Regions from separate parts of the Homo sapiens genome. Here region 2 is linked to region 1. Evidence: read pairs that join two places in POLR2A ChIA-PET (ENCODE). Cell type or tissue: K562. All regions are shown on one strand. Links, peaks and the distances in the headings refer to the core of each region. The heading gives the core; the rest is flanking DNA. Region 1 has its middle 97 kb from the start of TOP3B. Region 2 overlaps YPEL1 (yippee like 1).

The links. ChIA-PET counts read pairs that join two places held together with the same protein. Peaks named below come from ENCODE experiments on the same cell type or tissue, not always from the same donor. Only the 100,000 strongest peaks of a DNase experiment are listed, where the experiment ranks them.
Region 2: POLR2A ChIA-PET joins it to region 1 with 5 read pairs; 1 of 35 experiments calls an interaction of 5 or more read pairs at or near these places.

The regions. Positions count from the first base shown.
Region 1 is chr22:22,077,427-22,082,802 of GRCh38, forward strand. It overlaps IGL and the pseudogene IGLVI-63. Among named protein-coding and RNA genes, the nearest start is that of TOP3B, 97 kb to the left of the region's middle. In K562, for the core only: no CTCF peak of the experiment used is centred there; DNase peaks (open chromatin) are centred at 2,178 and 2,414; H3K27me3 peaks cover 2,419 bases.
Region 2 is chr22:21,728,561-21,733,936 of GRCh38, forward strand. The region is part of intron 1 of YPEL1 (yippee like 1); the gene reads right to left. Among named protein-coding and RNA genes, the nearest start is that of YPEL1, 4.5 kb to the right of the region's middle. RefSeq lists a silencer at 1,447-1,634. In K562, for the core only: no CTCF peak of the experiment used is centred there; DNase peaks (open chromatin) are centred at 2,244, 2,456 and 3,181; H3K27me3 peaks cover 4,064 bases.

The DNA.
Region 1 (5,376 bases), core at 234-5,233:
TGACCATAGGTATCCTGTTGTGCTATGAAATAGTAGGTACTATTCATTCTTTCTAACTACTTTTTGTACCCATTAACCATCCCCACATCACCTCCTACTCCCTGCTACCTTCCCAGCCTCTGGTAACCATTATTCTACTTTCTATGTACATGAGTTTCAAATGTTTTGATTTTTAGATTCCATAAAAAAGTGAGAATATGTGATGTTTGCCTTTCTGGGCCTGGCTTATTACACTTAATATAATGATCTCCAGTTCCATCCCTGTTGTTGCAAATGACAGACTCTTATTCTATTTTATGGCTGAATAGTACTCCATCGTGTGTATTTACCACATTTTTTATGCATTCATCTGTTGATGGACACTTAGATTGCTTCCAAATCTTAGCTAAACAGTGCTGCAGCAAACATAGGAGTGCAGCTATTTCTCTGATATACTGATTTTCTTTATTTTGGATATGTATCCAGCAGTGAAATTGCTGGATCATATGGTAGCCCTATTTTTAGGTTTTTTGAGGAACCTCCAATCGTTCTCCATAGTGGCTGTACTAAATCCAAGAACATTCAAAATCATATTTATATCAGTGCTAAAAAGTGTGACTTGACTTCAAACAATAGCCAGTAGTTGGTAGGAATACAAGTATAAGTTTGCTAAAAATATGATTTGTCATTTATATGAATATTTCTGTTCCCAGAACAATCTCATGTAGACTGGCTTCTGGAATCTCTCCTACCTCCTACTGAGCTGACTCTCCTGGAGCCTGGCCGTAACGGTGCAGGGCTGGAAGCTATATACTACAAGCACATGCTGTATGGCATCCAGCACTAACCTGGGCAGATGACGGCGAAACAATGTGTGATATTTCCATTTGATTTATTTTCCTTCTTTCTCTATAGAAAGTGTTATTATAAAACTGTTATGTTGAAGGAACACAAAATTTGAAGGAAAGGAATCAAACATAAATGTTAAATGTTTATGTGTGTTTATACTGTTGATCTATGATATCTCTTGTAGTTACTGTTCAACATTTCTATTTTATATGCTTTTGTAAAATAAACAACATATTTTATACAAAAACTCTCATGTGTGCTAGTTGAAAGTAATGCCACCTAAATGCAATAACAGAATTTGAGGAGACTAAAATGTGTTGATTTGAGAGACAGTAAGAGTAATTTAGAACAAGTCCCCATCTGGCTCTGAAATCTAATCCTTTGCTGGTATCCCTACACCTGAAAACCTGCAGGCTTTGCACCCGCTGCAGACAGATGACATTGAGTTAAATTCATGGGTCTCCACTGAGGGTCACAATAGGCTGGTGTGGCACAGTGCATTCTGGGAGATACACAACTGAGGGACAGTAGGCTGGGCGCGGTGGCTCACACCTGTAATCCCAGCACTTTGGCAGGCCGAGGCGGGCAGAACACGAGGTCAGGAGATCGAGACCATCCTGGCTAACACGGTGAGACCCTGTCTCTACTAAAAATACAAAAAATTAGCCGGACATGGTTGGGGGGCACCTGTAGTCCCAGCTACTTGGGAGGCTGAGGCAGGAGAATAGCATGAACCTGGGAGGAAGAGGTTGCAGTGAGCCGAGATTGTGCCACTGCACTTCAGCCTGGGCGACAGAGCAAGACTCTGTCTCAAAAACACAAAAACAGACAAACAAACAAAGAACTGAGGGACAGTATATCCCCAGTGGACACCGATCCATAATCAGCCCCAGTCACTGCACAGACTGGGTGTATGGTGTCCTCAGTGCCTGCTGCTCCCGTGTAAATGAACAGCAGGAGATCCTAGGGTATTAGTGAATTATATATTCATTTCCAACGTCACACTCAAGATGAAGTCTCTACAGTATTTGAAATTGAACTTGGACAGCTTCAACTATTTTTGTTTCAAAAAATATTATATATACAAAAATACCCTATTTCTGAAGGTAATTGGAGTTTATTTTACTTCCACAATAATACTAAACATAAATGGTTAGCGTATTATAAAGTGGTGTGTCTAGGCATGGACAGCAGAAGGCACTTGGAGCCTGTTCCTGAGGGTCTGGGGGTGTTCGGAGCTGAGACCAGCCACTTCCCCTGTCTGGTGCTCTCTGTTCAGGGCTCACAGCTGTGATCTCCTCACCCCTGAACGGCTCACAGCACTACTCATACTTATCCCTATGGCGCCCTCAGGCAGAAGAGTCTGATCCAGAGCTCAGGGTGGGATCAGAAAAGTTCCCATTTGCATGAGGAGATCCTCCCTGCCTCAGAGTATAAAGAGAGAAAAGGAGAGAGTTGGGAAAAGCTTTACTTCAACTGTGGGGCAAAAAGGCAGGACTCAGGACAATCTCAAGAATGGCCTGGTCCCATTTCCTGCTCACCCCCTTTATTCACTGCACAGGTGACTGGACATGGGGCCACGGAAGGGGCCCTGGGGAGCCCATGGAGAGCTGCTTTCTCCTCTTATTTATAGACCCAGAATCACCATGTCTGTGTCTTTCCCACTTTCAGGGCCTTGGGTCCCATCTGCGCTGATTCAGTCACCCTCAGTCCCTGGGGCTCTGGGCCAGAGGGTCACCATCTCCTGCACTGGAAGCAGCTCCACTTTGGTTATTGGTGTGATGTACACTGGTTCCAGCAGCTCCAAGGAATGACCCCCAAACTCCTCATCTATAAAAACAATTGGTGACACCTGTGGGTCCCTGACAATTCTCTGGCTTCAAGTCTGGCAACTCCATTTTTGTGACCATCACTGTGCTACAGCCTGAAGATGAGGCTGATTATCACTGCCAATTCTACAAAAACAGCCTGAGTGCTTTCACAGTGCTCCGGGTTGAAGTAAGTCAGACCAAAACACACAGTGTGCCCAGCCATGAAGCTCTCCCATGCACCCCCTACTCTGCAGCTAAGTCAATGTGTTCTCTCACTTGTTTGTCCTAAAACTGGGGCCTGAGAACTTCTTCAGGGTAATTTTTCTAGGGAATGTGTCCTCACCCTCTCAATATCTGCCCCAAATTCACTCTTTGGCAACAATACCATGTGCTCTTTTCTCAGAGGTAGCAGCTGGTACTGAATGCCAGAGGCCAGCTGCCCTGTGGTGGAGTACATATGGGTGAATCAGTCGGCTGGGGCTTCCACAACAACACACCACAGACTGGAGTCTTCACCAACAGATATGTACTGTCTCACTGTTCTGGAGTCTGAAAGGACCAGATGAAGGTGCCACCCCGTTTGGTTTTCTCTTTGCCCTCTTTCCTTTGCTTCCAGATGGCTCTTTTCTCACTGTGTCCTCACATGGCCACCCCCAGGTCTGCATGTGGTTTTTGTACACATTTCTTATGAAGTCTTTAGTCCTTTTGGATTAGAGACTCATTCCTATGACTTCATTGAATCTTAATAATCTTAGTGTCCAGATCTCCCAATACAGACAAATTGGTAACTTAGTTATAACATAAAAAATCAGGGGGCCAGGCTCGGTGGCTCACTTCTGTTAATCCCAGCACTTTGGGAGGCTGAGGTGGGTGGATCACGAGGTCAGGAGATTGAGACCATCCTGGCTAACACGGTGAAACTCCATCTTTACTAAAAATACAAAAAATTAGCTGAGCATGGTGGTACATGCCTGTAGTCCCAGCTACTCGGGAGGCTGAGGCAGGAGAATCACTGGAACCAGGAGGTAGAGGCTGCAGTGAGCCAAGATCACCCACTGCACTCCAGCCTGTGTGACAGAGCAAGACTCCATCTCAAAAAAAAAAAAAAATTCGGGGTGGATGCAATATAATTTGTAACAAAGGATCAGGGGTCCAGGGACCCAGAGTCCATCTGTGTCTGACCCAGGAGAGGTGATGCTGCAGAGGCCACCTGGTCACTCCATTCCTCTGAGCTCCTACTATGTGCAGATTCTGGATGTGTTCTTGGTGCTCAGGGTACAGCGTGGATAAGACAGGATGGTCCCTGTCCTCCAGGAACTGATGCTATTTAGGGGAAAACAGAACACATCAGTAAATGTATCAATAGGAATATGACATGTTTTAGGAAAATGAAGAGAGGTGTGTTTTGGTGAGGTGGGGTGAGCAGACTTAGAGGAGTTGACGACAAAGATGCAGCGACTGATTAAGGTTGTAAAATTCACCTGCTGCAACATAAAGTGAACTAAGAGGAAGTGAGGGTCCAGGCAGGGCCATATGAGGCTCTGGTTTTGACACAAACATTAGGCTGTGGAGTCCTGGACATGGGCGGAACACGCAAACGGTGAAAGGTCATGTCTGCATGGTTCAGAAGTGGGAGGTGCTGAGGAATGGAGTGTGGGGAGACAGGGACCACAGCTGGGATCTCGGGACCTGTGAGGGGTATGGGTGAGCAGCAGCTAAGTGAGAAAACATTAAGGACCCTGTGTAGTTGACACAAGATTATTGACATCTTAAGTTTTCAATAAATACAATCAGCGCTGACAAATGTGGCCGTGCCTCAGAAGAGCTAGAAATGTTTATGTCTAGGTAACTCTCATGTTCTGTAGAACTTCACTTGTATTTTTTTGGTTTTAAAGGATTATTATAAGAGCAGACGTTTATGAATATACTCCATTCTTTTATCCTCAATATTGCCCATCTCTTAAAATCCTTTGGCTTTACACACACCTACAACAAACTGATCTTCAAAAATTGATAAAAATAAACGATGTGTAAAGGATACCCTATTCAATAAATGATGCTGAGAAAACTGGCCTACAATGCAGAAAAGTAAAACTGGACCCCTACCTCTTACCATATAAAAAATTAATTCCAGATGAATGAAGACTTAAATGTAAGACCTCCAACTATTAAAATCTTAGAAGAAAAGTTGGAAAATACTCTTGTGGACATTGGTGTGGGCAAATAATGTATGTCTAATCATCAAAAGAAATTGCAACAAAAAACTTGACAATCAGAACCAGATAAAACTAAGGAGCTCCTGCATGGCAAAAGAAACTCTCATCAGAGTAAACAGACAGCCTACGCAATGGGAAAAATATTTGCAAACTATGCATCTAACAAAGGACTAATATCCAGAATCTATAAGAAAGCTAAGTCAACAAAAAAATTTAACTCCATTAAAAAGTGGACAAAGGACATGGTCACTTCTCAAAAGAAGACAAAAAAGCAGCCAGCAAACATGAAAACATGCAGAACTTCACTTATCAGAGAGGTGCAAATCAAAACCACATGGGATATCATCTCATACCAGTGAGAATGGGTATTATTAAAAAGTCTAAAAATAACAGATGCTGGCAAGAATACAGAAAAAAAGGAATGCTTATACATTGTTGGTGGGGATGTAAATTAGTACAGCTTCTGTGGAAAGCAGTTTGGAGATTTCTCAAAAAAAAAAAAAAAAAAAAAAAAACTACCA
Region 2 (5,376 bases), core at 90-5,089, 350 kb before region 1:
ACCCAAGGTTGCACAGCCAGTGACCTGTGAAGCTGGATTCAAAGCCAGAGTCTCCCCACCTTGGACCACGGTGTCCAAGGTGGAACATGCAAGTAGATGTTCAACTCTGAAGGCACACTCATACTGTCTAACACTTAGCAGGTTGGCAATGATTTTTTTAAAAGTTAGGCCAGGCGTGGTGGCTCACACCTGTAATCCCAGCACTTTGGGAACCCAAGGTGGGTGCATCGCTTGAGTCCAGGAGTTTGAGACCAGCTTGGGCAACATGGTGAAACCCCGTCTCTACAAAAAAATACAAAAGCCCAGGCACACTGGCTCACGCCTGTAATCCCAGCACTTTGGGAGGCCGAGGCGGGTGGATCACCTGAAGTCAGGAGTTCTAGACCAGCCTGGCCAACATGGTGAAACCCCATCTCTACTAAAAATACAAAAATTAGCCGGGCATGGTGGTGTGTGCCTGTAATGCCAGCTACTTGGGAGGCTGAGGCAGGAGAATTGCTTGAACCCAGGAGGCAGAGATTGCAGTTAGCTGAGATTGCGCCATTGTACTCCAGCCTGGGCAACAAGAGCAAAACTCCATCCTGAAGAAAAAAAAAAAAAATTAGCCGGGCATGGTGGTGCATGACTGTGGTGCCAGCTACTTGGAAGGCTAAGGCAGGAGAATCACTTAGGCCCAGGAGGGAGAGGTTGCAGTGAGCCGAGATCACACCACTGCACTCCAGCATTGGTGACAGAGTACGATCTTATCTCAAAAAAAAAGTTGATAAGGTCAGGGGTGGCCCATGCCTGTAATCCCAGTGTTTTGGGAGGCCAAGGTGGGAAGATTACTTGAGGCCAGGAGTTCAAGATCAGCCTGGCCAACACAGCAAGACCCCCATCTCTAAAAAAAAAAAAAAAAATGAGCTGGGTGTGCACCTGTAGTCCCAGCTACTTGGGAGGCTGAGATGGGAGGATCACTTGAGGCCAGGAGGTCAAGGTTGCTGTGAGCCATGATCACACCACTGCACTCCAGGCTGGGCGACAGAGCGAGACAGTCTCTACAAATAATAAATTAAATTTAAAAATTTAAGAAGTTGACAACACCACTGGTGAAGGTGCTCTGTGATCCAGCCATTTGGCAACACCCACAACATTCCTAGGAGCACAGCCCTGGATGGGGGTTCATCTGGGGAGTTCACCTTTGGCTGATGCACATGTGCAAAATAACTGGATAAAAGCAGTTATTACCTGAAATAACAAAATATCATCCTATAATAATACTGCCTGTAATAAAAGATTAGAAACCACCTCAAGTTTAACCAATAGAGGCTAGCACGGTGGCTCACATCTGTAATCCCAGCACTTTAGGAGGCCGAGATGGGCAGATCACCTGAGGTCTGGAGATCGAGACCAGCCTGGCCAACCAACATGGTGAAACCTCGTCTCTACTAAAAATACAAAAATTAGCTCGGTGTGGTGGTGGGCACCTTTAGTCTCAGCTACTAGGGAGGCTGAGGCGGGAGAACTGCTTGAACCCGGGAGGCAGAGGTTGTGGTGAGCCAAGATTGTGCCACTGTACTCCAGCCTGGGCAACAGAGCGAGACTCCTTCTCAACAAAAGCAACAACAACAACAAAGTTTAACCAAAAGAGACTGGCCAAATGCACTGATAAACACACATCAGGGACATTTCCATCATGGGGCTTCCAGAGTCTCGCTCTGTCTCCCAGGCTGGAGTGCAGTAGCACGATCTTGGCTCACTGCAGCCTCCGCCTCCTGGATTCAAGCAATTCTTGTGCCTCAGTCTCCCAAATAGCTGGGACTACAGGCACCTCCCACCATGCCTGGCTAAGTTTGTATTTTTAGTAGAGATGGGGTTTCACCATGTTGGCCAGGCTTGCCTTGAACTCCTGACCTCAAGTGATCCACCCGCCTTGGCCTCCCAAAGTGTTGGGATTACAGGCGTGAGCTACAGCATCTGGCCCACACTGACTATTCAAACTCTCACATAGTACATGAAGTCACAGGTGTGGAAAGGTCTGGAAAAATTTACAACAAAGGGCAACAGCATGGGTACAATTTGCCTTTGGCAATTCCAGCTTCCATCCACACACATCCACTTCCTCCCTACTTGCATTACAGGAGGAAAAGCTCCCCTCCACATTTCAGGAACTGCAGCCTAGGTGCACAATGGGACTCACTGACAGCATCAAACCACCTATATGGCTGCCCTGAGACAAAGCTCCATGGCCCTCTGTAGACTCCCCACCAGCCCCTGCTCTCTGGGGAACCCAAGGGGCCTGGCTCCTCCATTGCCCAGTGGCCCCAGGTGCCTCGGCCCTCCAGGCTCTCTCCTCCATCTCTCCTCCCACCTGTGCTCAAGTACTACCTCTACCACCTCTCCTGAGACTACTGATAATGTGCTTGTACTGAGCGCTTCTTTTCAAAGAACCTGTACTACATTTTTTTTTCTACCATTAGTAACAAAGTTTCCCACAACCAAGGCCCTGGGACACATCCCAGTAGAGGTGCTTTCTTGCTAACAACAAGAAGAGGGGGCTGTGCATGGTGACTCATGCCTGTAATCCCAGCACTTTAAGAGGCCAAGGTGGGAGGATCATCTGAGGTCAGGAGTTCGAGACCAGCCTGGGCAACATGGCGAAAACCCGTCTCTAAAAAAAAATTTAAAAATTAACCAGGTGTGGTGGCACGTGCCTGTCGTCCCAGCTACTCGGGAGGCTGAGGTGATCGCCACTGCACTCCAGCCTGGATGACAGAGTGAGACCCTGTGTCAAAAAAAAAAAAGAAAGAAAAGGGGAGGTGTAGGAACTATGTGCAACACTAGCCTTGTTAGGTTGAAAGAGTGGGTACCACACCCAGAAGACTGGATTGAGATAGAAGAAAAGAGGTTGAGAATCTTAAAAACTACTTTATTTACCCTCATGCTAAATAAAGTCTCATCAGACATTAAAGGCCCTGTCTTGGGGCAAGAGAAGGGGGGAAAAAAAAAAAAAAAAACAGATACACAAAGAGGAACCAGAAAAGGTGAGGGGGAAGCGTTTGGGTGGCGGGGGTATATGCCAATGCTGCTGAGAAGGCAGGTGGCACCACGAGGGAGGGAGTAGGTGAGGTTTGGCAACAGGGATGTCATCACCCCCAGGACAAAGGTGAAAGAGGGTCTGACTTGCTTTGAGAGGCTTCCCAGGCTTTGATGCAAAATGTGCCACGTGTTTGTTGGCTCTGGGACCTGAAGCCAAGTTCTGCTACCTTCTTTGTAAAGTGGGGTAACGTGCAATTTACAGGGCAGTCAGAGTCACATGAGATGTTAAGGGGGATGATCCTTGGGCACAGTTTAGGTGTCTGACCAGGGCCTTACGGCAGGAGCATGTGTCACTGTTACAGGACGGCAGGGGCTCAGCAAGCACCTCACAAGCCCCACCAGGAATCCCGGCCCCGGCCCAAGGCCCTGCAGGTGCCAGAGGGCCTACTGAGCAATGGGGTGAATAACGGCTCCTAACCCCTTTCTGGGGTGTGGGCAACAGTGGTTGGCTCCAGGATTTCCATTTTACTCTCACCTGCCAACAGGTTTTTGGTACTCAGCATCTGTATAGCAGGTGTAACGTCCTGGCATTTGCTGGCGGAATCGATTTCACCCTCTTGACTTCTTTCCTGAATCTATCTCGCACTGCTTGCTCCAAAAACCCTTAGCCCTCTATGTCTTGGCTATTGAGAACTTTCTTCAACCTCCGCTCAAATCTCTTGTCAAAATTCCCACTCCCTAGAGCTTTCACTGATTATTAGATCTAACTACTTAAAAACATTTACGTCAACTTCATTTAACTCTAATGAAAAGCATCACAGAACAGTTTGAAAGCAGGGGGGCTTCTATTGCTTCTTCATATTCAAAACAATTTTGTTTATTAGTCTTCCATGGAGACAAATATGTTAAAACTACAGGGTTGGCCAGGCGCGGTGGCTCACGCCTGTAATCCCAGCACTTTGGGAGGCCGAGGCAGGCGGATCACTTGAGGTCAGGAGATTGAGGCCATCCTGGCCAACCTGGTGAAACCCCGTCTCTATTAAAAATACAAAAATTAGCTGGCTGTTGTGGCGGGTGCCTGTAGTCCCAGCTACTCAGGAGGCTGAGACAGGAGAATCGCTTGAACCCGGGAGGCGGAGGCTGCACTGAGCCGAGATCACGCCACTGCACTCCAGCCTGGCGACAGAGTGGGACTCTGTCTCAAAAATAACAACAACAACAAAAACAAACAAACAAACTGCAAGGTAGGCTGGGCTCACACCTGTAAATCCCAACACATCGGGAGGCTGAGACTGGAGGATCACTTGAGGCCAGGAGTTTGAGATCAACCTGGGCAACACAGTGAGAACCCCAAACCTCATATCTACCAAAAAAAATTTTTTTTTTATATAGCTGGGCATGGTGGTGCACACCCACAGTCCCAGCTACTCAGAAGGCTGAGGCTGTAGGATTGCTTGAGCCCAAGAGGTTGAGGCTGCAGTGAGCTATGATTGTGCCACTGTACCCCAGGCTTGAGTGACAAAGCAAGACTCTGTCTCTCTAATATAACAAAACAAGGCTGGGCACTGTGGCTTACACCTGTAATCCCACCACTTTGGGAGGCTGAGGGGTGGCAGATCATCTGAGGTCAAGAGTTTGAGACCAGCCTGGGCAACATGGTGAAACCCTGTCTCTACTAAAAATACAAAATTAGCTGGGTGTGGTGGCACATGCCTGTAATCCCAGCTACTCGGGAGGCTGAGACAGGAGAATCGCTTAACCCTGGAGGTGGAGGCTGCAGTGAGCCGAGATCATGCCACTGCACTCCAGCCTGGGTGAGACAGAGCGAGACTCTGTCTCAAAAAATAAACAAATAAAGTAACAAAACAAAACTAACTGGGGGTGGTGGCTCACACCTATAATCTCAGCACTTTGGGAGGCAAGGGGGGAGGATCGCTTCAGCTCAGGAGTTTGAGACCAGCAACAGAGTGAGATCCTGTCTCTACAGAAAAATCAAAAAATTAGCTGGGTATGGTGGTGTGTGCCTGTGTTTCCAGCTACTCAGAAGGCAGGTGGATGGCTTGAACCTAGGAGGTTGAGGCTGCAGTGAGTGGAGACAGTGCCATTATACTCCAGCCTGGGTGACAGAATGAGACCTTGTCTCAAAAAACCAATTTGTTTGTTGAAATAAACAAACCAAAACAAACCAACAAAAAAAGAAAGAAAAAAGGAAAAAACCTATAGGGTAGCCTCTTTCCCTTTTCCTGCATCCCTGCCCCTTGACACAGGTGCTGGTGGAACTTAGTGAAGACAGGCAAGAATCAAGAACAGATGTTAGAGGAACACTGCTCTCAACCTAAAGAAAATAGCTTTATGGTG